2 separate regions of the Mus musculus genome follow, and region 1 is linked to region 2. Evidence: chromatin contacts called from ENCODE Hi-C or POLR2A ChIA-PET data. All regions are on one chromosome and are shown on one strand. The core of a region is the stretch at or near the end of the contact, and the rest is flanking DNA. Distances in the headings are between cores, read along the strand shown.

Region 1 (4,521 bases), core at 529-3,028, 38 kb before region 2:
GATGTCCTAGAACTCACTCTGTAGACCAGGCTGGCCTTGAACTCAGAAATCAGCCTGCCTCTGCCTCCCAAATGCTGGGATTAAAGGCGTGTGCCACCACGCCCGGCTTCTACCTTCTTTCTTTTCTTTTTTTTTTAAGATAGATTTATTTATTTATTTATTTATTATACATAAGTACACTGTAGCTGTCTTCAGACACACCAGAAGAGGGCGTCAGATCTCATTATGGGTGGTTGTGAGCCACCATGTGGTTACTGGGATTTGAACTCATGACCTTCAGAAGAGCAGTCAGTGCTCTTATCCGCTGAGCCATCTCACTAGCCCCTACCTTCTTTCTTAAACATGCCTTTGAACTAGTATTTGTTTTATGAAGGCAGAATCTGAACAGGAAGTGTGAGGAAGCACTTCCAGTCACTGTCAACCTTCTCTTCCGCTCTGGGTAGGTGTTGGAGGCCAGGGACAGTAAAGTATCTGCCTACTGCACAATGATTAAACGAACCTGAGTACACACTTACTACAGGCGCCCTGGTGAGCAACTTTCTGTCCTAGGCACTCACAGACAGGGCATATTTCAGACAATACAAACTGAGTATTTATTTGCTTATAGCAGGGTCTCCCTACATCAGCCATATTGACCTCAAACTTTCCATCCTCCTGCCTCAATCCTATCAATGCTGGGGTTAGAGGTGTGTATTTTGGCCAAAAATCCAGTTTTTATTTGACTTTGGAGAGGGGTAGTAAACCTCTCTTTTATATCATATTTTGCATAAACCAACATTAAAACAGATCTGCATTCTCAAAAAGGACATTGGAAGTGTGATAGGGGAGGTTGCTGTGTGAAGTTTGCCAGGCTGCTTTAAAAAAAACTGTCCAGAGAGAATTGGTAAGATGTGTAATTCCTAGCAGTCCCGACCAATCTATGGAACCCAGCCTTGACCGGGGACCGCAGACGCTTCCTTCCGATGAACAGAATGGATGGCATTAGACTCAACCCATTTTTATTTTAGGGTTTAGAGATAAGGTTTTGCTTTGTAGCCCAGGTTAGTCTTGCACTTATGACAATTTTTCTGTCTCACCCACCCAAGTGCTGGGGATGACAGTCACTATATTTAGAGCACCCACAGAGGACTTAGGTAGGGATTCTCTGGCTAATATTTCCTTGGCATTCTTTGCAAAGTTATGGAGATTCTACTGAACTCTCTTTGACAACAGGTTGGGATGGGAACCTCTAAAGAAGGTCTAGGTGGCAGACAGGTCAAAAAGTACGGGTATCCATACAGAAAACTCACTAAGAGCTACAGAAGTCGGAGCTGCAGGGATAATGAAAAAAGAAAGGTCCCCCAGTACTCGGAGCAGCTGTGTGCGGGGTAGAGGCTTGGTTGAATTAGGGAGAAACAGGAAAATCTTCCCGTGGCCCTCTGACTTGCATTCTCAGGGCGCACCGCCGGATGAGTTTCTTCCTAGCCTCCTGGGGAAAACTATCCTGAGAGTCCTGCAAGGTTTTGAGACTGGCGAGGTCAGCTGCTGGCCATTCGTGGCTCCCAGGGGAAAAGGGAGGAGGTGCAAAACCAGGAGAGGAGCGGGAGGCGTTCCCGGGATCGGGGGCGTGTCTCGGGCGTGGCCTCTGGGTGTCCAATCCCCATCGCTCCGCTCTCCACCAACCACACGCCGCTGTGGGCAGTCCTTGTCACAGCAACCGTTCCTGGGTGCAGTTTTTTTCCTTTTTTTTTTTTTTTCTTTTTTTTTTTTTAATCCCTCTCCCCTCCAACCCCCCCAACTTTGCTTTTTTTGTGAATGAAAAAAGGAGGTCGTGAGCGGTCTCGGGGACTGCGGCGCTCGGCGTCTTAAGGCTGCGCGCGTGCGGCGGCCTCACCCGGCGCCTCGCTCTCTAGCGCGCCGCCCGCAACCTCCGCAGCGCAGCCGGGCGGCGGCGCGGCCCAGCGGCCGGAGGTCGGAGCGGCGGCGCGCAACCCGGCTCCGCGAGCCTCCATGACATTGGGCGCCCGGGTCGCGCGGAGATGCTGATCCGGAAGAGGCAGTGGCTGCAGTGCAGCGCCCCAGGCTGCTCACGTGCCGCGGTCCGACCAGGGCTCCTGTGCCAGAGTTTCTTCTGATCGTACCTGAACCGGGACCCCAGGAGTCTGGGTCTCCAGCACAGAGCAGCAGCGTCGGCGGCGCCCCAACTTGCACGCGCAGAGTGACCCCAGACATCTCACTAAAATGAGCGTGCTTAGCAGGAAGAGATGTGTTCCCTACACTAGAAATTACCCCGTCACATGTAGTGGTGTAAGTACACGATTGATTTCTATTATGGCCGGGTTGCAAGCAAACGTGCCACCTCGCCTTGGCTCATCCTTCAGCACCCTCCCCTCTCCTCCCTGCGTCCCTCCTGCCTTCCCCTGAGCTCCACTCTTCCCTTGGGCACTTGCTGAGTCTGCACAGTTCAGAGGGAAGAGAAACTAACCTTTCTTGGGTGTTTTTAGGGGAGAACTACATGTTTTGCATCGGTGTGTCGTGCCCCTCCCCCTTCCCTATTTATTTCATTAAAAAAAAATTGTGTGTGCAGAGCGGCATGTCAGGAGGGAAATAAGAGGTTCAGAGTGGTAGAGGTGTACCTTTTTCCTTTTTCTTTTACTTTCCTTTCTTTTCTTTCTTTCTTTAAAAAAACAAAAACAAAAACAAAAAACAGTACAATTGCGGTGTTTGCTGCCGGCAGTGGAGCTAGCTGATTCTTTGAAGTCAACTCCACTGTGGTCTGTCCAGCTGAGTTTTGGCAAACTACTGGTGGAATTCTTGAGCTTTCTTTGTTAATGTTCGGGTAGCCTAGGGTTGAAAAGGTTTATCCTGTATTTAGGCTTCTGTTTCTGTTAATGTGATCATTTAAGATCCCTTTGGGCCTTGCTTTACGTTTTCTGCGTGGGGAGGGAGGATCCACCCCTCCACCTTCGCCCATATTACAATGTCAGCGTCCACAGTGGGAGCTCCTTTAACTCCAAACCGACCTTTCCTTTGCTCCTCTCCTCCCGAGTCTTCCTTTCTATCCACCTTCCTTGCTTTTTACTTTCATTTTCTCGATTTTCCTCCCTTTCACGTTTTTTTTTTTTTTTTTGTAAGATGCAGGATGTGGGATATTGGTTGCTAGGAGACAAGCCAGGCTCCCAGGGAGATTGTCGTTTCCTTGACAACCAGACTAGGGCAGCCACAGATGAACAAGCCTCCTATCAGCTGTGGGAGGGAAAGGGGGGCTTTTGAGCTCTGCAAACAGTGTGTGTAGGGGTGCGGGGGTGGGAATGGGAGCCCTTGAGGTTTGTGGGTAATCCGAGCACACCTTCGGATCTGTCCTGGACAGAGCACAAAGAACTGGGGAAGCTGACGTGCAGGACACTGTTTGTGAAGGGGGGGGGGGGTAACTTGGGGACAAGAGTTGGGGAGGAAATCTCAGTGGCTTCAGGATTGTCAAGGGGGTGGAATCAGTGAATTGGAGGTTGTGATACCCTGGATGAGGGTGGAGGATGGTCAGGAGGCTCTGGAGGAATGGGGCTGGGACAACTGAGAGGAACAGTGTCCAGTCACTGAAGAAGGGTGTGCCAGAGGGAAAGGGACAGTGGGAAAGTTCACCGCATGGTTTGTATTGTCATGCATCAGCAGTGATCCAGAAAAGTAGTAATATTCTAGAACAGAAGTTACATTAATATTGCCATGGTGTCGTCTGGACAGGATCCTCACTTAAGACAGGCCTGATTAGACAAAAAAGTTCTCCTGGCTTAATTGGGCCAGCCTGTATCTTAAAGGGAGATATAATTACACATATGGATATGCAATCTAGCATTATATAATACTATATTACATAAGACGACAAATACCTCCTCCCACCCAGGCTCCCTTGGCGTGAATTTACCAAAATTCACGTGTTCAGAAACTTTCTTCCAACATCCTTATACCCATTTTCTGGAGGCAGAGACTGAGTCCACAATAAGTGCAGTGGTTTGCCTCTTCCTAGATAGGACAATGAAGCTTGCAGTTGTTAATGTAGGAATGACAGTGAGCAAAAGGAAACGCCAGTTGGTGGATGTGTTAAGGAAGCCTGAATTCAGGGGCAGTCAGAGGGGGCATGGGCTTCAGTGTGCAGATTAGATAGAAATGTAGCAGTCTGTGTCCTAAACTCATGGCCCATATTTACCACTCTCCTACTTGTTTGCTTGCTGTCCCCTACTGAAAACTCTGGAAATGAAATCACAAGGTGTGTGTGTGTGTGTGTGTGTGTGTGTGTGTGTGTCTGTCTGTGTGTCTGTGTCAGGTCATAAAGCAGCTGTACTTGGACATGGCCCCTGGATTTAAGAACCCAAGCCCCTCCCATTCACTTCCAGACCTATATGCTAGTGATTCCAAACTATAGAAGTACTGTTGGCCTGTGGGTTTCTGTCTTCATAGGTGAGATTCTGTTTTATCTCATCTTTTTTTTTTTTTTTTGTTATTTGGCTCCTTAAAGCAGAAACCACACCCACGTGGCTCTTTCTGGTA
Region 2 (5,016 bases), core at 547-3,046:
TTCTCAACTACTATTCTGCTCATTTCTCTTCTTTTTTTCCTTCTCTCTCTCTCTCTCTCTCTCTCTCTCTTTCTCTCTCTCTCTTTCTTTCTTTCTTCTTCTTATTCTTTTTTTCCCCCCAAATAGCTAAAGAAGTGATACTAAAAGTAACTAGAAGCCAAGAGAGGATGAACACGCTGGTCCATAGGCAGGGCTGCCTGGTACTACCTGAACACATCTTAACTCTGCTTCCTTCCTTCGTTCTACTTACTTATTTTTCAGACATATGCATGTTCCTCCTCAACAGTGAGGAGGAAGAAGATTAAAGAAGATTAAAGATTTTATTTATTTATTATATGTAAGTTCACTGTAGCTGTCTTCAGACACTCCAGAAGAGGGAGGGCATCAGATCTCATGACAGATGGTTGGGAGCCACCATGTGGTTGCTGAGATTTGAACTCAGGAAGAGCAGTCAGGGCTCTTAACCGCTGAGCCATCTCTCCAGCCCAACAGTGAAGTATTAAAACAGAAGGTGGAGAACTGTGTCCAGCCTGGTGGAAATGAGTCTAGAATATAATATAAGAATATATACAATAAGTGTCTCTAAAAAGACACTTGTGTGCCTTTCTATTTGAAGTTAGAAACAATGGACTCCAAGACACTGGAATTCCCCTCAACAATCTCATCTGGCAGAAGGGGAAAGGCCCGATTCTAGGCTCTTCAGGGCCCCTTTACTCTTTTTAAGCCCAGTAAGTTGCAGAGTCCAAGAAACTGGAAAAAGTACAGTCAGTGATGTGACGCGGAAATTGAACAGAACTTTCTGGCAGCTAAAGCTAACACCAGGCAAGGCTTCCTTTCCTGCCTGGAAAGGGATGTCCAGCAGCTAGGGAGGGTCTCCACCCCCTCCCCCCAACAGCCCCCTCCACCTGGCTCCCCCACCATGGCCTTCTCTGTCCTTAGGATCCTACAGGGTAACTGGATCCTTCCTCCGCCCACTGTCCCCTCTCCCTTTCCCTGCTCCACCTTGGGTGCCCTGGTGCGTTTTTGCTGGGTCAGCTGCTCGCCACGCCCCTCGCGTGCCATCTCCACAAGCCCCAACCCAACGCCAGAACTTTCTTCCCACCATCTTTGAGGACCTCTCATCTACCGTCAGGACCTTTTTCTACCAGAGCGGCGCCTCACATCCTCCCAGTCTAGAGTGTTCCGCCCACCTCCCCATCCAGTCCTGACCCACCTCACCTTCGGGTCCCCCACCCCCCCTCACTCCACCCCCCCTCTCACTCCACCCCCCCAACCCTCTCACCCCACCATCGAACCTTCTAGGCTTCCCTGTTGAGGCCTACCTGGACCCCCGCGGAGTCGTGTCCCCCCCACCCCCCGCAGTGTCAGACCTCTCCCACCACACGCACGTGCGCGCCCGGCTCTCAGGACATTTCCTTGCCATTTCCTTTCCTGGCCGGCTTCCCACTTCGGGCACCGCAGTCGCGCCACACTCACCTGTAGCACAGCAAGCAGCAACGCAAAGCTATATAGAAGTCTGCGCTTCGGGAGTGGCCGGAGGCCTGGGGTGTAGTGATCTGCCCGGGCAGCGGCAGAGGCTGTGGGCGTGCTGGGTCCTGGAGGCTCCATGGTGTCAGCTCATCCGAAACCCTGCGGCTTCAGCTCCCAAAAGCCACGAAGGATGGCTGTCCCCTCACTCCTAAAAAAGTTCTCTGGATTTCCTCACTCCCAGAAAAGTTCTGGATTCTTGTCGCGGCGACTTGACGCTTAGTGGTACCTCCAACCTCCGCGGGCTTGCGCGCGCACCGGGCAGGGGTGGGGAAATCCACCTTGGGAGGAGCTTGATTACGCGTCCAACCCCGATCCTACCTAATATGAAAACTTGGGAGCAGTCGCCGGACAGAATCTGAACAACTTTTATTTTTTTAAAGAATCACACCACTTTTATTATATTTGTCAGGTCGTGGTTGGAGACGCCCATGCTTATTAAAAAAAAAAAAACCAACTCGTAATACTCAAAGGTCTGCCTGTCCCTTCATATTTTGACTAATATGATATTCACCTTTGAGTTTCAGCTTGTGTCCCTGGAGGAGCCGACTTGAAGATGTCTGTAGTAGTGAGTACTCCTCCTTCCTCATCTTCTGTCTCCTTCATCTCTCCTTCTCTTCTTCTCTTCCTCTTCTTGAATTTGTTTTTGTTACAGTTGTATGCTACCAGGCAGTATCTGAGAACACAGAAAAGGAAATGATAGAATGGATGGTCTCACCCCAGTAACAGAAGCGAAATCAATCCGTGTCTCTGTAACGTTTGGAACACTGAACACACTTAGCCGTGGTGGTAAAGCACTTCAATCCTAGCACGAGCAGAGGCAGGCTGGTCTCTGAGTTAGAGTCCAGCCTGGTCTACAGAGTGAATTTCAGGACAGCCAGGGCTACACAGAGAAACCATGTCTTTAAACACACACACACACACACACACACACACACACACACACACACCTAAACCAACAAAACACAAACAAACAAAAAGAATAGATGACCTCATCTACCCACATCAGTGCATTTTGGTAATTTCACAATCTCAATCAATCAATCTCTCTCTCCACATTTATACACACACATATATATATGTATATACATATATATCTCACATATACACATTATATAATATATACACACATATATACACGTACATATACATGCAGGTGTACTGGTGCCTCTAATCTCTGCACTCAGGAGGTAGAGGCAAGTGGATCTCTGTGAGTTCAAGGCCATCCTGGTCTACATACTGAGTTCCAGGACAGCCAGAACTATGTTGTGAAACCCTGTCTTGAAAAAGCAAACCAATTATAACAAGAGTTTGAATTTCCATATGCTTCAGGCCTCCAGATTTCCAGTATAGAATATCATTGAACAAACATCATCACATTTGCCTCAGTTTACTTCTTAATCCACAACCCCAAACAAAATTTTGTAGGGGGGAAATGCATATTTTCAAAGAAGTAAGTTGCTTAAAACCTGACATAATTCTGTAAGCTTTCTAGTACCAAAATAAAGTATTCGGTTTGTTAAGAACCTGTATCTTCTGATTGGTGGACCTCTGTGAGTTCAAGGCCTGCCTGGTCTGCATAGAGAGTTCCAAGACAGCTACAGCTACATAATAGAGACCCTGTCTCAAAAGAAAGAAAAATCTAACTTCTGTCTAATCACCCGAGTTCTCCCCAATTGGCTCAGATGACGCCAGCATTACAAGAAGCAGCTCGAAGCTGCTTGGAGACACTGTGGCCAGCTGGCCTTCTAGGTTCTCAGCACAGATCCCACGAGGCCACAGAGGAGGGAGAGTCCATGAGCAAAAGCTGATGTATCATGGGACATACCTGGAAACTGGATGGGGCTGTAAGTGGCCCATGTGCAACCTGTGAGATCACGACCCCCTCTCCTGGGTGTGCTTGGTCTATACTCCCAGGGTTAGGAGATAGAGCCATAAGTCATTACTCCCTTCTGAGTCCTATGAGACATTCACTGTACAAAACAGCCAGGAGGAGGCAGATGGACAGTGTATAAGGATGTGTTTGTAACTGGGGCTGGCCAGAGCTGGCCAGAAACACAGGCCCAGATTAACAAGACAATGACGTTGCACTCTGCCTTGATTACCCCTAGAAGTCAAATCTATTGCCAAGGTGGAGGTAGGGAGATTTTGTAACCAACACCATGTGTCAGCTGTTCTCAGGGGTTACCTAAGACCATAGGAAATACCAGATATTTCCACAGCAATTCATAATAGTAGCAAAATTTCAGTTGTGATTGAAAACAATGTGGGGATCACCACAACATGAGGAACTGTATTAAAGGGTGGCAGTGTTAGGAAGGTGGAGAACCAAGGCCATAGGCCATGCTGCATTCCTTCCCTTTGGCGGACCTGGCATGCTGTCTTCCAGTTCCAGCCATGCGCTGATGAATGGTAGAATTCCTTCTCTTTACAGGGTGGACAGGAGCCAAATTACCTTTAAACACCAATTTTGATGATCTGAGTCTGTGCCTGAGAGTAAGACTTCTGGCTATTCAGGAGTTCTATTTTCCACTTTGTGCAGAGCCTCCACAGTTGTCCTAATTTACATCCCCAGCACTGGTGTATAATCACCCCTCCCCCACAGCACCATTTCCCATCTTCCTCTCCCATAATCACCACAAGTGCCACACACCCTTTTAAAATGTTTCTGAAACATCTGGATACTATTGTTAATCTGTTACTTTGAAATTGCTTGCTACATCTACATAGTAAATATGATTGTGTTTCACACACTGGTCAGATCGTGTATGATCTTGTTATATTTGTATATTATATATAATGTATATATAGATTATGACCTAGTTATAGATTAGAGTTTGCTTGGTTAGAGTTACCCCCAAGATATTTTATATTACTTGAAGCTATTGTAAAAGTGTTATTTCTTTCTTGGTCCATTTGTCATTTGTAGATAGATGGACTACAGATTTTCATGCGTAATTTTATTTCCTGCTATTTTGATGAAAGTATTTACCAGCTATGGGAGTTTTCTGGAGGAATTTTTAGGGTGACATATGCATACTATCATATCATTTGCAAATAGATACTTTCACTTCTTCCTTTCCAATTTGTATCCCCTTGATCTCCTTCAGTTGCCTTATTGCTCTAGCTAAGACTTGAAGGTCTATATTAAATAGGTATGAGAAGAGTAGACAATCTTGCCTTGTTCCTAATTTTAGTGGAATTGTTTTGAGTTTCTCTCCATTTGCATTGATGTTGGCTATGGGCTCGCTGAACTGTCTTTATTTTGTTGAGGTATTTGATGGTGTCCTCATATTGCTGTCCTCTCCAGGACCTTTATAATGAAGAGGTGTTGCATTTTGTCAAAGGCCTTTCCTGCATGTAATGAAACAATCATATGTTTTGGGTATTTTTTTTTGTCTTTTGGCTTTTTATATGGTAAATTACGTTTATTGATTTCTGTATGTTGAACCATCCTTGCATCTCTGGGATGAAGCCTACTTGATCATG

What was found. A loop is a pair of places that touch in the nucleus more often than their neighbours do. ChIA-PET counts read pairs that join two places held with the same protein, here RNA polymerase II (POLR2A).
Region 1: a loop to region 2 is called in a map of heart, with 5 times the contacts of the local background. The contact joins the promoter of Rhobtb2 here to the promoter of Tnfrsf10b in region 2. A Hi-C loop is called at or near these places in 2 of 37 maps with a recorded cell type or tissue (both heart). POLR2A ChIA-PET finds 5 or more read pairs at or near these places in 3 of 5 experiments (Patski and embryonic stem cell).

The regions. Positions count from the first base shown.
Region 1 is chr14:69,802,802-69,807,322 of GRCm38, reverse strand. Rhobtb2 (Rho-related BTB domain containing 2) reads left to right here and starts at 1,778. Exons shown (of 10, transcript NM_153514.5): 1 at 1,778-2,286.
Region 2 is chr14:69,764,252-69,769,267 of GRCm38, reverse strand. It overlaps Tnfrsf10b (tumor necrosis factor receptor superfamily, member 10b), which reads right to left and starts at 1,796. Exons shown (of 8, transcript NM_020275.4): 1 at 1,477-1,796. The coding sequence starts at 1,608. It overlaps 4930480K23Rik (RIKEN cDNA 4930480K23 gene), which reads right to left. Exons shown (of 3, transcript NR_130157.1): 3 at 2,155-2,203.